Linked DNA regions of Homo sapiens: region 1 is linked to region 2. Evidence: chromatin loops called from intact Hi-C (ENCODE). Cell type or tissue: K562. All regions are shown on one strand. Links, peaks and the distances in the headings refer to the core of each region. The heading gives the core; the rest is flanking DNA.

What was found. Hi-C counts contacts between places; a loop is a spot of excess contacts. Peaks named below come from ENCODE experiments on the same cell type or tissue, not always from the same donor. Only the 100,000 strongest peaks of a DNase experiment are listed, where the experiment ranks them.
Region 1: a loop joins it to region 2, with 6 times the contacts of the local background. A loop is called at or near these places in 11 of 110 quality-filtered maps.

What each region holds. Positions count from the first base shown.
Region 1 is chr7:77,934,304-77,939,615 of GRCh38, forward strand. It overlaps PHTF2 (putative homeodomain transcription factor 2), which reads left to right. Exons shown (of 19, transcript NM_001395272.1): 12 at 3,407-3,535. Among named protein-coding and RNA genes, the nearest start is that of DDX3ILA1, 53 kb to the right of the region's middle. In K562, for the core only: a CTCF peak has its summit at 1,885; no DNase peak of the experiment used is centred there.
Region 2 is chr7:77,756,605-77,761,992 of GRCh38, forward strand. All of the region lies in intron 3 of RSBN1L (round spermatid basic protein 1 like), which reads left to right. Among named protein-coding and RNA genes, the nearest start is that of TMEM60, 39 kb to the right of the region's middle. In K562, for the core only: a CTCF peak has its summit at 2,879 (motif pointing left); a DNase peak (open chromatin) is centred at 2,897.

The sequences.
Region 1 (5,312 bases), core at 1-5,000, 180 kb after region 2:
TTCCACAGAAGAAAATTTTTCTCCTATAGCCCTCCTCTATAGCTGAATATATACTAAAATATAAAGCTATATTCAGCTGAAATTCAGTTTTTAGTAAGTGTAAAGCTTTAAATGGCTGCATTCCCACAGTTGGAAACACGAGTATGTGGTTGGCATGGTGAATTTATTTGAAATAAAACATGCCACCATTTAAGCAATAAGGTTTTCAGGTAGTTTTGAATGAATAAGGAGCAAAGCAGTTGAGATTTTAAGTGAGGATAAAGTATAATCATTTTAGAAGTTCTAAATTTTTGGATCTGTGATGCTGTCTTCAAAGGTAAAAAAAAATTTTAAGTTCTAAATTTTAGTTTGAAAACATATATAGCGGCCGGGCATGGTGGCTCACGCCTCTAATCCCAGCTTGGGAGGCCAAGGCGGGTGGATTACTTGAGGTCAGGAGTTCGAGACCAGCCTGGCAACATGGTGAAACTCCATCTCTATTAAAAATACAAAAATTAGTCGGGCATGGTGGTGGGCACGGTGGCAGGCACCTGTAATCCCAGCTGCTCAGGAGGCTGAGGCATGAGCATTGCTTGAACCCGGGAGGCGAAGGTTTCAGTTAGCCAAGAACCACACTCCAGCCTGGGCAGTGGAGCCCAACACAGTCTCAAAAAAAAAAAGAAAAAAGAAAATGTATTTAGAGTAACCTATGTGATAAAATTATAAAATGAAATTATTTGCTCTGATGTTTTCCCTGAACCTTTTAAAAAAAATTTCATGTGATGCTGTTCTCCACACTGCAGACATGATTCAACAAGACTGTTTTTCAGTGTACATTCCCCCCCCCCACACACACACACAGAGGAATATAGCAGTCTTTTTTATTTATTTTTTCAAGTTTCTACACACAACATTGAACATGTAATTTACCCTTTTTTTTTTTTTTTTTTTTTTTTTTCAGACGGAGTCCCACTCTGTCGCCCAGGCTGGAGTGCAGTGGCGCGATCTCGGCTCACTTCAAGCTCTGCCTCCCGGGTTCACGCCATTCTCTTGCCTCAGCCTCCCCAGTACCTGGGACTACAGGCACCAGCCACCATGCCTGGCTGATTTCTTTTTGTATTTTTAGTAGAGACGGGGTTTCACCGTGTTAGCCAGGATGGCTACTATCTCCTGACCTCGTGATCCGCCCACCTCAGCCTCCCAAAGTGCTGGGATTACAGGCGTGAGCCACCGCGCCCGGCGTAATTAACTCTTTTAAAATTCACCAGTTTCTAGTTGCTGTCTTCTCTTTTGCCTTTTGGCATTCTAGAAATAATGTAATATCAGATGCTGGATAGAGTAATTGGCAAGGTAGCTAGATGTAAAAGGAGTGCTTTTGGGAGGACAATGAGAATGTCCTGATTTCCTATTTCTGTCTCTAGATGGGCTTTCTTGGTATTGATATTCCTTTCTTCATGTAATTAGGAAGACCTTAATTCACTATTCCAGACTGAGAGTTTAAAAATGTCTGTAAATCAGTGGTTGAAATCTGTTGGCTCTCAAGCTTAAACTTCTTTCCTTTTAGCTTCTTGCACTTCCTGTTTCTGGCTTTTTGGTTTCCTTACGCTTAACAATTGTAAAATTTCTAGTGAAAGTTTGATACATATTTTGGTACAGATTATTTCTTTCCCAAAACAGAATATTTTGTTTGGAGATAAATGAGGAAATAACATTTGAGAAATTAAGTTGGTAGTTAATAACTAGTATCTTAGCACTCTTCAGGACCTCAAGTAGTGAAATGTATACCATGAAAGTTAAAGTATATTAAAATCCTTCATCTCTAGAAAAGATAAAAATTTCCCACCTCTTTTTTTTTACATTATTGAATTATTATTATTCAACTTTAGTTGAAATTAATCAATGCAACTTTACTCCCCCTAGAGGAAAGTGTTAAAAGTTTACAAGAAACATTTTTTTTACCATATTTTAATCACATTTTTGTCCTCTAAAGAATAAATGTACCTAGAGTAGATTCTTCTGTTCATTGTTAGAAGTTATATTTAATGAAATATTTTATAAAATTTGAGGTTGCTACGAATGCCAAAACTATTGTTTTTAGAAAATGTGGGAAGTGGCCAGACACCGTGGCTCACGCCTGTAATCCCAGCACTTTGGGAGGCTTAGGTGGGCAGATCACAAGTTCAGGAGTTCGAGACCAACCTGGTCAACATGGTGAAACCCCGTCTCTACAAAAATTTAAAGATTAGCTGGGCGTGGTGGTGGGCGCCTATAGTCCCAGCTACTTGGGAGGCTGAGGCAGGAGAATCACTTGAACCTGGGAGGCGGAGGTTGCAGTGAGCTGAGATCGCACCATTGCACTCCAGCCTGAGTAACAGAGCAAGACTCCGTCTCAAAAAACAAAATGTGGGAAGTATATGAGTCCTTAAAAATACACTAGAAATACTGCAATATAAACAAGCAAACTGATCTCTATCTGGGTTTAATCTTTTAGTGTTACTTCTCCTCTTGAAGTCTGATTATATAAAGGTTTAGTGTTTCATTAATTTTGTTGCCATCATTAACTCAACTGTTCTGTTTTGGGGCTGGGCGCAGTGGTTCACACCTGTAATCCCAGCACTTTGGGAGGTAGAGGCCGGTGGATCACCTGAGGTCAGGAGTTAGAGACCAGCCTGGCCAACATGGTGAAACCCCGTCTCTACTAAAAATAAAAAAATTAGCCAGGCATGGTGGCAGGTGCCTGTAGTCCGAGCTACTCAGGAGGCTGAGTGCTTCAGTTTTGTAATATTTGCTTTATCTGGAAAAAAAAAAAAAGTTAAATGGGTCCTTTGGAGAAATGCTGGATTAAAATATCAGAAAAGTAACTAAATCAGATATTAAACGTTAAATATGTAAGGAAGAGTCTTTTTTGGGATAAGACTAGCACTATATGGTCTTTCAAAGAGATTCAAATCTCAGCTGTCATATTCTTTTTTAATGATCATAAGTTGGACAATGATTACTATGAACAAGTTGATATCCATTTGTCTTTTAGCATTAGTATATTGCAGCTGTGTAGACTGACAACTAAGTACTTTTGCTGACATGTTTTAGTATATTTTTGAACATAGGTTGACTAATACTTGTTACAGAAAGTTCTCAACTTGTACAGTTTCATAACCATGTAACTTCTTATGATATCTGTTCAGTGTATATGCTAACTAATTTTAAGATAGAATTTTAGTGTCTTAGAGTTGTGTGTATAAATATATTAGCTGTGCACAGATCTATATATTCCATTTATAAAACATGATAAATATATTCACCAATTTTTATTTTTAGTGTCATTAAAATTGTGTGTGTATATAGAGATATATATACAACTTTATATACACACATTTTATTTATTAAATGTGATCTATATATTTACTAATTTTTTTTTTTTTTATAGAGTCATTTGCCCTGGCTCCATAGTTCCCACCCAGGATTAGAAAAAATAAGTGCTATAGTATGGGAAGGTAATGATTGTAAGAAAGCAGACATGTCTGTACTTGAAATCAGTGGAATGATAATGAACAGAGTGAGTTTTTAAATTTTATTCTTGTAGTTCAAGGGTAAGACTTAGTAATTATATATAAGATAATTACTGGAATATTATATTAGTAACCTTCTGACCTCATTTCTTCACCCTGAAAAAAAAGTTACATGTGTGTATTTGTTTCTGTCTGTAATTTAAACAGTGATTTGTCACCAAACCACTCTCATCTTCTAGTGTTTTCACTTATCTGACCAAGAATAGATGATACGGTCTATAATTTTTCTCTTTTATCTTTTTCTTTCTTTTGAAATTCAGGAGCTTGTTAGATATATACAGGTGTTAATAAAGACTTTTCTTTGGACTAGAGATTGTTGTTACAAGAACTTTAAAAATAAAAAAATAATTAAAAAGACTTATTTTTCTGTATCATTCTTACTGGTTCATTTGTTTAATAGGACTTAAGACATGAAAAAATCAAACTAGTAAATTTGCATTCATACTTGCTTACCTACTTAAATATATAGAAGTAATGCAGATAGTGGTAAAAGTCTTGAGTAGTTCAAAGAAGTCTAATTGAAATACTGTGGATTAAAATTTTATTTTCTATTATTTCTTTTTTCAGATAATTACTGATTTTTAAAATGTGTTGATTGGCCGGGCGCGGTGGCTCACGCCTGTAATCCCAGCACTTTGGGAGGCTGAGGCGGGCGGATCACAAGGTCAGGAGATCGAGACCATCCTGGCTAACATGGTGAAACCCCGTCTCTACTAAAAATACAAAAAAATTAGCCAGGCGTGGTGAAACCCTGTCTCTACTAAAAATACAAAAAATTAGCCGGGCGTGGTGGCGGGCGCCTGTAGTCCCAGCTACTCGGGAGGCTGAGGCAGGAGAATGGCATTAACCTGGGAGGCGGAGCTTGCAGTGAGCCAAGATCACGCCACTGCACTCCAGCCTGGGCGACAGAGCGAGACTCCGTCTCAAAAAATAAATAAATAAAAATAAAATAAAATAAAATGTGTTGATTTCTCTGGACTTGTTTTTAACTTGCAATTTCTAAATTTCTTTGGTGCATTATTGTGCTTGAACTCTTCTCCACACTTTGTGTAAGACAGGAATTATAATAACTGGGTCTAGAAATTGATAATACTCCCTATAACATATCTCAGTGTGAGCAATTAAAAGCAGTTGACGGGGAAGTCTCTGGAATCTTGGATCTAGTTTGTGCTCTGTAACTTAATTACCTGTGAATTGGCAGATCACTTAACTTACAATGGTCTCATTTATCTAATATATATTATAAAAAGTTGGCTACATGATAGTTAAGATCTCTTTTAGTTCTGCCAGTCTAGCATACTGGAAGCTTTTATATTGTCCCATTATCTAATTTCCTTTTTTAAAATAATTCCCTCACCTTTTTCCCTTTCTGTTTAATTTCTTCTTCCTTCTATCATCTCTCTTCTAAAATGCTTTTAGAGTTTAAGGAGACACTTATTTATATATTGGACTATTCAAAGAGAAATGTAAGCGGCTGGGTGTGTTGGCTTATGCCTGTAATCTCAACACTTTGGGAGCTAGAGGAGGGATGATCGCTTGAGCCCAGGAGTTAAAGACCAGCCTGAGCAACATAGTGAAACCCTGTCTTTACATCTCTACAAAACCCAAAAAATTAGCTGGGGGCGGTGGTGTATACCTGTAGTCCCAGCTACTAGGAATGCTGAGTTGGGAGGGATCACTTGAGCCCATTATTGTGCCACTGTACTCCAGCCTGGGCAATAGAGTGAGACCCTGTCTCAAAAAAAAAAAAAAAAAAAGAAAACA
Region 2 (5,388 bases), core at 153-5,152:
TTTCTAATAAAAAAAATACAAAAATTAGCTGGGCATGGTGGTGGGCGCCTGTAGTCCCAGCTACTCGGGAGGCTGAGGCAGGAGAATCGCTTGAATCCAGGAGGCGGAGGGTGCAGTGAGCCGAGATTGCGCCACTGTACTTCCAGCCTGGACGACAGAGTGAGACTCCGTCTCAAAAGAAAAGGAAGAAATTCATGGTAATGCCATCCTCTAGGTAATTAAGTAGCACCATTTTTAATCGATAAAAGAGTATATATAGTAATGCTATATGTGTTTTGTATTTTCTTATATAATGATAGAAGCTGCGCACTGCAGCCATTCAGTGATGTGAATGGCAGTCCCTAGGTTGTGCAACCTGATGGTACTGACCACCAATAGCTGTGGAACCCAAACCAAGTTCATGATGAATTTGTATCCTCATGAGCCTAGTTTTCTGTTTTTGTTATTGTTCTTAAATTACAATCAGGGCAACCAAAATAATTTGCTTTAAATTCTGTAGAAACTAAAAGATGACAAATTATGTAGCTGTTTCTATGATTTTTGTAGTGATAGTGTTTATCTCTGTAATAGTATCTTGTAGCTTTCACAAATACTCATTTTTACATCTGTTCAACTTTATTAAACACATATACACAACACTGACAAAGGATTAAAACATCCCTGTTCTTTTGTCTTCGGTTTTGGAATTCTTTTTACTTGTATAATTCTGTTTTCCATCTTCATCTGTATCCTTGCAGGTTGCCTGAAAGGTTTGAAGACCATGTGGTATTATATATATTTTAACAGGTCATGTCATTTCTCTAATGCTGTGGCCCTGAGGTTAGTGATATATTAGGAAACTGTATCATGAAAGTCCGTTTGAGGATAGAAACATATGCATGGACTTTTCCCAAAGTTTGTAACCTGTCCATATCTGTTAGCTTTTGCTGTATTAAATGTATAAACAAAAGCCTCAAAACTTAGTGACTTGAAAAAAGGTTTCATTTATCACAGTTCTTTGGGCTTGCTGGACAGTTCTTGTGGTCTCTGCTAACTTAGCTGGGGCTATATGGCTTCATTCTTATGTCTGATGATTGGCAGACCAGTTGGGTCTTGGGACACCTCACTTATATGGTTGGTGGTTGATGTATGTTAGCTGGGTTGATGGCCACATTTTTCTCATCATCCCACAGGTTAGCCTGGGCTCATTTGCATGGTGGTGGTTACAGGGTTCCATTGAGTAGAAAGAGGGTAAGCCCCAGTGTACAAGCTTCTGCTTGTGTTGTGTTTGCTAATGTCCCATTGACAAAGGGAAGTCACATGGTGAAACCCAGATTCGTGTGGAAAAATAGACTCCACTTCTTTTAGGTTATTTATTCATTTTACTTTAATTTTTTTTCTTGTGACAGAGTCTCACTGTACTCCAGCCTGGACGACAGAGTGAGACTCCATCTCAAAAAAAAAGAAAGAAATTCATGATAATGCTATCCTCTAGGTAATTAAGTAGCACTGTTTTTAATCGATAAAAGAGTATATATAGTAATGTTATATGTGTTTTGTATTTTCTTATATGATGGTAGAAGTTGTGAATTATATATATTTTAACAGGTCATTGTCCAGGATGGAGTGCAGTGGTGCGATCTCGGCTCACTGCAACTTCCCAGGTTCAAGTGATTCTTGTGCCTCAGTCACCCAAATAGCTGGGATTAGGCATGTGCCACCTTGGCCTCCCAAAGTGCTCGGCCTATTTAAAAAATCCTTTAAATTTTTAATATTTGTGGGTACATAGTAGATGTATATATTTATGGGGTACATAAGATGTCTTGATACAAGCATGCAATATGAAATAAGTGCATCATGGAGAATGAGGTGTCCATCTCCACAAGCATTTATCCTTTGAGTTACAAACAATCCAGTTAACAACACTCTTTTAGTTAAAATGTGCAATTATTACTGACTATAGTCACCCTGTTGTGCAGTGAAATCGTAGGCTTTATTCATTCTTTCTTTTTTTGTGTGTGCGCATTAATAGACTCCACTTCTTGATGACAGGAGTGGCAAAATCACATTGCACAGGAGTGAGCATACAGGCCTGGGAAGAATTTGGGGCCATTTGCAGTTGACCACGTTCGTTTTAGGTTTTCTAGCATCTGTATTTCATTCAAATATTCACTCAGACATTTATTGTGCTCCTGTGTTCTACCGTAGGGATAGAAAAAGGCAAATAAAATAGGAATTTTCTCTGTCAAGAAATAAATTAGATTTCTGTCTTGTCACTATGTTTAATCAGTGTACATACTCTGGAACCCTGTACTAAGAACTGTGAGAATGTGAAAACTGGAGTAGTTGTTTTCTAACCACCCTTCCTCCACTTCCAAACTCTAAATCTTATTTTTATTGTATTGTGGTTCTAAGTTATTTCTCAGGTAACTTATGTCAAAGTGTTAACTGATGATTAAAAGTCTATTATTTTAATAATGAAACTTATTAAATCTGATCTGACTGTTAGACCTGCTTCACTGTAGAGTTGGGGCAGAACACTAGCATTTGTTGAATTTGTGCTGGGGCCATTCACTGTGTTAGGCTACTAAAAGCAATTTGATGTTTCATCTTTGAAACATTGCTTGCCTTTGTACTAAATTTTCATTTTGACCAATTGTGCCTGCCCCATGCTCCCCAAATACTTAAGAACTGATCTATACAAAATATCGTGTCAGGGACCAGATGCTCTAATAATAATCAAAAAGCTTTCCCCCTTTATTTTACTAATTTTAAAATGGATAATACTTTCGTTCTTATTTTAGTTGCCGTTATATGGGTATTTTTGAAATAAAATGTTGGTTAAATATTGCCTATTTTGATTAGAAACCATCTGCCAGAAGTGATGGATAATGGCTCCCCCTTGTGGCACAGTCATTTATGACATGTTTAGATTGCCTCAGAATGTCCTGAGCAGGCCTTGTTTTTAAAAATAAGGGACTCTCCTCCCCACCCGCTAAAAAAAACCTCAGCAGAATTGAATCAACAGCTTCTGCTCCCACCCCCCTCAATTCTTTGGCTCTAATAATGATCCTGTTTTTGTATTTTCTTCACATTGGTGCTGATACAAGCTAAAAATATCTGTATCTCCATATTTATGGTGGATCACTATGAAGGTATTCTGAGGAACTTTTAATATCTTGGAATGTTGATAGGTATACTAAAACAAGTACAAAAAAAACAGGTTTTGAAGTCCAAAATAGTGTAATGCTGGACCAAATAAGTAATATTTGTTTGCAGTGAGACTCCTCAGAAACTTTAATAGCCAGTGTGCGTGGTGAGCCTCCTAAACAAGAAGGGTTTTCCAAACTTAGTGGACTGTAGAGCTCTCTCTTCAGGGAACATGTTTTGGGAAACAGCAGGTTGTTTCAAGTGAGTCGTTCTTTGGGGTTTTTTAAAAAATTACTTGTTATTACTATATTTGCCTTTTCCCCCTTGCAGCAGTTTTCGTAATTACATAAGAGAAAACAGCAATAAGTAAAAAATCTTATAGATTTGTTTTTGGCAACATATTTCCTGTTAAGAATAGGCTACTTTTTTCCCTTTGTAGCAAGCCCACCTCAGAATCCTAAAGTGTTTTTTTTAAAGATTACATTATATAAGTCGAATATTAGTTTAAACAATTATTTCATTTTATGTTAACCAAAGCTTCTCAGATTTTGGTATTGACACTTACTGGCAATGGGTACAATAGGTCTCCTACTTCTGCTTTCTTTTTTCCCTTCATAATATTTATAGAGAATATACAAGGGGAAAAGTGAAAATGTGGCCATGATGGTCATGGGGTTTTGTGGGGAGGGGGAGGAGATTTAGATTAAATATGTTATATTTCTTCTGAAGGCCACTATTTAAATATAAGCTTTTCCACAAATACATAATTATCATGCCTGTCTTTTATTGTGTTCTGACACATCTATATACCTAAATCAAGAGGAACTATATGTATAATCTTTGTAATTCAGTGCATTTCTTTTTTTAGAAAGCAAGTATATTCTATTATTATTTTTTATTTAGTTAACTTATTTTTTGAGACTGAGTTTCACTTTTATCACCCAGGCTGGAGTGCAGTGGTGCGATCTCGCTGGCTGCAACCTCCGCCTCCTGGGTTCAAGCATTCTCGTGCCTCACTCAGCCTCCTGAGTAGCTGGGATTACAGGCACCTGCCACCATGCCTGGCTAATTTTTGTATTTTTAGTAGAGACGGGGTTTTGTCATGTTGGCCAGGCTGGTATCAAACTCTTGATCTCAAATGATCCTCCCGCCTTGGCCTCCCAAAATGCTGGGATTACAGGCGTGACGCCTGGCGTATATTTTAAAGCAGTGACATGTTTTGACTTTTTTTCAGGTTAATTTTTTAACTACACCAGAAAACTGGTTTGATTAATGTTTACTGGAGTGAATAAAAGCAAATATAGTAAGCTCACATTGAGCGTCATCAGGATGTGAGGTTTTCCAGATAGGCTATTTTTTTAGTTAATGGAAACGTAGTTTTAAGTATTAAGATTTTATAAAAATATCTTCATTGCTGAACATATGCAACATAATGTCACTTTATTTTCAGTATTGGTTTGTCATTATGATACAATACTGATGCCTTAGGGCAGCTGCAGCTGTGCTTACCCTTTTTCCTTCCTTCCCCTTCTAAATATGTGGTTTCTTGTCCTTTATGATTTTAGAGAGTAGTTACGATTGTGCCTAATATAGGAACTGATAGGTAAGAAGAAGAACTTTTATGAGCCATGGTCTTTGTGACATTTACTGTGATTATTTAGAGATTCTTTTAATCCTTATCTGTTACCTCTTCCACCTCACCGCCCTTGAGTTCTTCGCAGTCTGGCATAGTCTGGATAGGTGATTTTTAGAGAAATGAGGCTTGATTTTTTTGTAATAGGTGAATTCTGCATATTTGGTATATAGTTTTGCAACAAAAGAGGTGTCACCAAAATCAAGAAGTATTTACATTTTTGTGAAAAGCGTGTGGATTTTATTCTTACATTTTATTTTAACAACTTAAGTACCATCATGTATTTTATCAAGCAGTATATACTTTTTAAATTGGAAACATTGTTGTGTGTAACTTGCCATGTTTATAACATTTAAGTTAATGGTTACAACTGATGGATTTGAAATATTGTGTTATTAAACTAGAAATTTGTATGAAATGATATATAGTTAAAGGTTATATTACAATATATTTTAAAATTTAATACTTTTACAGATTAAGATTTTGATGACTTCAATTTAATTTTTTAAATTTGGTCTAAGTTTAAATATGTTTATTCAGGTGGGTGATCATCATTTTATCTTTACTGTTGGAGAATAAAGGTTTTGGAAGATCATTGCCGTTTTGTTTTAAACATGTGAGAGCTA